Linked DNA regions of Homo sapiens: region 1 is linked to region 2. Evidence: chromatin contacts called from ENCODE Hi-C or POLR2A ChIA-PET data. All regions are on one chromosome and are shown on one strand. Each heading gives the region's core, a stretch centred on a gene start or an enhancer-like site at or near the end of the contact. The rest is flanking DNA. Distances are from core to core; before and after follow the strand shown. Region 1 has its middle 450 kb from the start of TBX3. Region 2 has its middle 130 kb from the start of TBX3.

Evidence for each region. Hi-C counts contacts between places; a loop is a spot of excess contacts on that map. ChIA-PET counts read pairs that join two places held with the same protein, here RNA polymerase II (POLR2A). Pooled maps may share reads with other maps.
Region 1: a loop to region 2 is called in a map of IMR-90, with 2.1 times the contacts of the local background. The contact joins two enhancer-like sites. A Hi-C loop is called at or near these places in 1 of 168 maps with a recorded cell type or tissue (IMR-90) and 1 of 50 pooled maps. POLR2A ChIA-PET finds 5 or more read pairs at or near these places in 1 of 52 experiments (PC-3).

The regions. Positions count from the first base shown.
Region 1 is chr12:115,134,587-115,137,286 of GRCh38, forward strand. No RefSeq gene overlaps it. Among named protein-coding and RNA genes, the nearest start is that of TBX3, 450 kb to the left of the region's middle. Within about 2 kb of position 1,270, at least 7 of the 41 ENCODE cell types and tissues checked have a DNase peak (open chromatin) inside an H3K27ac peak, as active enhancers do.
Region 2 is chr12:114,812,130-114,814,829 of GRCh38, forward strand. No RefSeq gene overlaps it. Among named protein-coding and RNA genes, the nearest start is that of TBX3, 130 kb to the left of the region's middle. Within about 2 kb of position 1,347, at least 6 of the 41 ENCODE cell types and tissues checked have a DNase peak (open chromatin) inside an H3K27ac peak, as active enhancers do.

The DNA of each region.
Region 1 (2,700 bases), core at 20-2,519, 320 kb after region 2:
GGGGCCTACTTGAGCATTGCTCTCTCTCCCCACATGGCCTTTCTCATAGATACCCTGGGCTTTATATCACAGAATGGTGAGCTTGAGGTCACTGAACTTCTTAAATGATGCTGCCTTCAAAGAGGCAGAAACTGCTAATCATATTAAGCCCCGGATCCAGAAATCTTAGAAGGTCATTTTCTCACATTGTGTAGGCCAAGGCAAGTCACCAGGCCATCCTGGGGTCAAGGAGAGGAGGGCAGAGTCCACCATTGCAGTGGGACAGCACGCATGTACAGATGGGGAGGAACGCATGGTGACCATCTTCGAAGGCTCTGCACCACACAGGAGTTAGCAGGCTGCTTTATAACTGTTTCAAAGACACAGTTCTGAGTAGTGGACTATTCTCCAGCAATGAAAATGAATGAACTACAGCTACATGTGAGAGCATTGATCAATCTTTCAAACATCACAATGATTAAAAAAGACAGAAATAATACACACTGTATGATTCATTTTATGAAGTTTAAATCTATGCAACTGTACACTACATTGTTAATTGGTACATAGATAGGTGGCAAAATTTATTAGGAAAGCCTGGAAGATAATTATCATAAAAGTCATAGTAGGGGTCATCTCTAGGTTGAATGTAGGTGGATGTAATTGGGAAGTGACATGGAAGGCTTCTGGGTGCTGGTAATATTTTTTTTCCTTGACCTAGGTGATAGTTGCATGCACACTTGATTTAATCATTAAATTGATCATTTATGCATATTTTCTATTTGTAGGTTCTATTTCTAAATTTTAAAAAATGTTAAAAGTACCTTTTGGCTAAATTTGTTTGGCATATGCATACTTAATGTGTGCAGTTCAAAACTCTAACTGCGTTGAAACAAAAAAGTGGGGTTGGATCTACTGCCCTGCCTATAATCTCAAGTTCACACATAGGAATAACAGCTATTGATTTTTGAATTGGTGATATGGCCCAGGTTTCTACCAGATGCTTAAATACATTATTGTACATAATCTAGAGAAAAATCTGAGAAGTAGATATTATGTCCATTTTTCAAAAAAGAAAACAATATCTTGGTAAGGGCAGCTGCAAGGTCACACAACACTCAAACCCAGTCTGTCTGACTCTACACTTCCTCCTTAAAAAAGCCCTTGGCACAGGGGTCCTGAACATGAGCACATTTCACCCATCTCCTGTGCTCTAGCCGGTCTAATCCAGATCAGGCAGCACCCAGGTCACCATCAGCACAAAAGCCCAATTGTTCAGGTTCTGTTCTCACTAAGGATGTGGCCCATTGCAGCCAATGGGGGACTTGGCCAAGCGTCAGGCACTGATGGAAGACTCCTCTCTTGGCTGCTGGCTGTTGACAAGCTAAGTGGCTGCCTCGGTCACGCCAGGATGTAATAAAGCTGCCCGGCACCCAGGATCTGCCGACGAAGAGAGTGCAAGGGCAGTGGAAAGAGACAGCCTCCAAATTCCAGGAATCACATGGTGTTTATTCTGAGGCCGGCCTCCCATCACCCACTCCACTGGAAGCTGCTGTTGTCTGGAAGGGCTCAGGCTGGAGAGAATCCAGATTAAATAATAGTGTAATAAGGAGCACGTCTCTGTTTTGGTTTTTATAGACTGTGCCATTTCAAAGGGACAAGAGCAAAGTCTTCAAGGGCACTTATTGGGGTCCACTGAACCATGATCTAATTAAATCCACTGGAGAAAAATATCTTGTTTAAAAAAAGGGAGGTCTGCATTGTTTTTTGGAGAAATTAGTTAGTCTTAAGATGGCACTTATTTTTGTGGGTACTAGAAAAACACAGACTGAATACTATATTGTTATTAGCAATTTCAAGAGGATGGGGCACAGAGAGGGACATTCTCAGTAACGACAATGCTCACATTGACAAAACTCTTTGAAATTCATTATTGTGTTCTGCTCTCCCAACTGCTCCATAACATGAGGGGTCAGTTATCATTAGCTTCATTTTAAAGATGGAATTAAGAATCAAAGAGGATCTTTTCTAAAACTTATGCTTAGAAATCGAATTATTTTCTCATTTCTTCACATTCAAAATTAAGGAAGAGATTTTGAGAAATGAAAGTTATGCTAATAGTAATACAAATACCATTGATAATATTAAGATGAAGAAGAAGGAGCAAGGGAAGGAGGAGGAGGAAGAAGAAAAGGAGGAGGAAGGGTATGGTGAGGAGAAAAATAAAAGAATGAAGGAGTTGTAAAATGAAGAAGAGGAAAACGTAAGAATAAATAGTAATGTTTATTGAGCACCTACTGTGTGTAATGAATTGTGTGAGGTTCTTTCTTACCTAATCTTCCCTTGGAAAATTTGTCCCTCTGCAGTCCCAGAGGGGGCTGCCATACCTTTCCTCTGTGACCACATGTTGGATTCCTGGCCCAGGCTAAGCCAATTCAATTTCTTTGCCCTGGGAATTTGGAATGAGAGATTCTGAGATAATGACTGGGCACTGCTAAGGTTTGAACCACCTAATGCTGAGACTAGCACTGCCAAGTCTGGGGAGATTTTTAATAGGGCAAATAATACTCATCTACAAAGAAAGAAAAGAAAACAGGAGACACTGAAAAAAAACAAAAAAAGTGGATAGGAGACTCCCAGAACACCCAAAAGAAAAGATCGAGGGAATGCCAGGCCCTTGTAAGGCTCAAATATATTTCCTCCTTCAAGCGATTTGAGAGC
Region 2 (2,700 bases), core at 97-2,596:
CGTTTGAGGTTATAGTGAGCTGTGATCATGTCACTGCACTCTAGCCTGCTCAACAGAGTGAGAGCCTGTCTCAAAAAAGAAAAGGAAGGAAGGGACCGGGTGCAGTGGCTCACGCCTGTAATCCCAACATTTTGGGAGGCAGAGGTGGGAAGATCACGAGGTCAAGGGCTCAAGATCAGCCTGGCCAACATGGTGAAACCTCGTCTCTACTAAGAATACAAAAATTAGCTGAGCATAGTGGTGGGCACCTGTAATCCCAGCTACTTGGGAGGCTGAGGCAGGAGAATTGTTTGAACTCGGGAGGTGGGGGTTGAAGTGAGTTGAGATCACACCACTGCATTCCAGCCTGGGCTACAGAGCAAGACTCTGTGTCAGAAAAAGAAAAAAAAAGAAAAGAAAAGAAAAGGGAGGGAAGGAAGGAGGGAAAGAGGGAAAGAAAGAGAAAGAAAGAGAAAGAAAGAAAGAAAGAAAAAAGGAAGAGAACAAAAGAAAGAGAAAATTGGTTTCAATGCGTGTGCTGACTTGTGGCTATAACCTCAGATACTTGGGAGGCTGAGGTGGGAGGATGGCCTGAAGGCAAAAGTTGGAGGCTGCAGTGAGCTGGGACCACACCACTGCACTCCAATCTGGGCGACAGGGTAAAAGCGTATCTCAAAAAAAAAGAAGAAAAAAAAAAAAAAAAAGCAAGTTAGTCTCTGTGTGCCAGGACAGGACAGCTCAACCATTAAAAGTGTGGTGTTCCTGAGTATCTGAGACAGGCTACACAGAAGATCAACATTGGAAATCTCCAAGAGATCAACTTGAGTGCAACTCCCTCATTTCACAAAAAGAGGCTCAAAGAAGGATGGAATCTGCTCAAACACACACAGCTCGTTTGTTTGGATTCGCCTGGGCTCATGCTCTCAGAGCTCGTAAGAAAATTACTCAGGCCTTCAAACGCACCCGTCGAGGAAGGGAAGAAACTAGATCAGGCAGAAACTAGAAAGGATGTTTTTCGGACCCCCAAAGGCAGGCTGAGCCTATGACTCAGGAGGCATTTCGGGAACAGAGAGCTGGAAAAAAGAAGGGAGGGTCCCTGAAGGCCGGGGTGATGGAAGATAAGAAATTCGGATTTCAATCTCCCTACTTCCTCTGCTTCCTCAGACCCAGGCTGTATATAAACTGTATGCAAATGTGTTTACTTTACATTTTATTTCAATCGGAGTCACTCAGCTGTCGGGAGCTATGTCAACATGTCAGTCTGGTTGAGCAAACAAGCATTTTGAGTGGAAATATTTCAGATAAACAGACACAATGTTATGACATATCAAAACTCCCCAAACATGGAAAGAGGGTGGGGATGGTGGAGGAGAAGGGGGTGAAAAGCCGCAGAAAGGAGATCTATTTACCCTGGCACATGCGCTGTGTGGTCAGCTGAAAACAAAACAGGTTTTTTATTACTCGTGTGGTGTAGGGGGGAAGTTTCCCTTCTCTGTGGCGTTAATGCATCTTGTCAGCTGAAGAGAAGGCCTGCTTGGCGGGTTACCATGAACATTTCTCTTTGGTGTTCCTGCTGATTCTGCAGGAGGGAATCAGGCAAGAAAAGAAAAGAAAAACCCACCCGGATTAACTTAATTAGCGATGGGGAGGCCAGTTGCTTGGCGAAGTCCAACAACTTGTTTGAGGGTTGCCCTTGTTTTCGCTCCTTACTCGGGCTCTTTACAAACTGCCTTAAGGGGAGACACAAAGCAATGCCCTTGTTTGCGATCAGGGGTGGGGACGGGGGGTGTGCATGGCGGGGGGTGGGGTCGGGGCTGGGGGGGACCATGCGGACATTAGGCTACTCTCCTGCATGATGTATGTTTGTAAATTTCATCTTGGGAGTAGGTAATAAGGTTGCTTGGGTTCAATAACCAGAGGTATAAAAATGTATTTGGAGGAAAGTCTGTCTTCCTTCCTTCCTTCCTTTTTTTCTTTCCTTTCTTTCTCTCTTTCTTTCTTTCTTTTTCTTTCTTTCTTTCTTTTTTTCTTCCTTCCTTCCTTCCTTCCTTCCTTCCTTCCTTCCTTCCTTCCTTTTCTTTCTTTCTTCCTTTCCCTCCCTCCCTCCCTTCTTTCTTTTTTCTTTCTTTCCTTCCTTCCTTCCTTCTTTTTCTTTCTTTCTTTTTTTTTTCAGGTCATGCTCAGTTGCCCCCAGGCTGGAGTGCAGTGATGCAATTACAGCTCCCTGCAGCCTCGAACTCCCAGGCTCAAGCCATCCTCCCACCTCATCCTCCTGAGTAGCTGGGACTGTAGCTTACCACCACCCCCAGCTCATTTTAAAATTTTTGGAAGAGATGAGGTCTCGCTATGTTGCCCACAGGCTGGTCTCGAGCTCCTGGCCTCAAGTGATCCTCCTGCCTCGGCCTCCCAAAGCTTTAGGATTATAGGCATGAGCCACTGAGCCTGGTCTAAAGGAATGTTTTCTTCTCTTTCTTCATCTACTCATGTTTTCATCCCTCATCCCCAAACGTACATATACCCAGATTATATTTTGTTGGGTGACATTTCTTTTTAGTCCCCAAGCCATAGTCTGATGGGCTATGTCTAAAAGAAAATTCACCTTTTCTTTAAAATAATACACTGCTTATCCACACCTACAAGGTGCCGCCTTCTGTGGACATCCATTTTGATCATTCTCAAAGTTTGGAATTATTCACCTCCTGTTGGAGGCAGGAGCCTGAG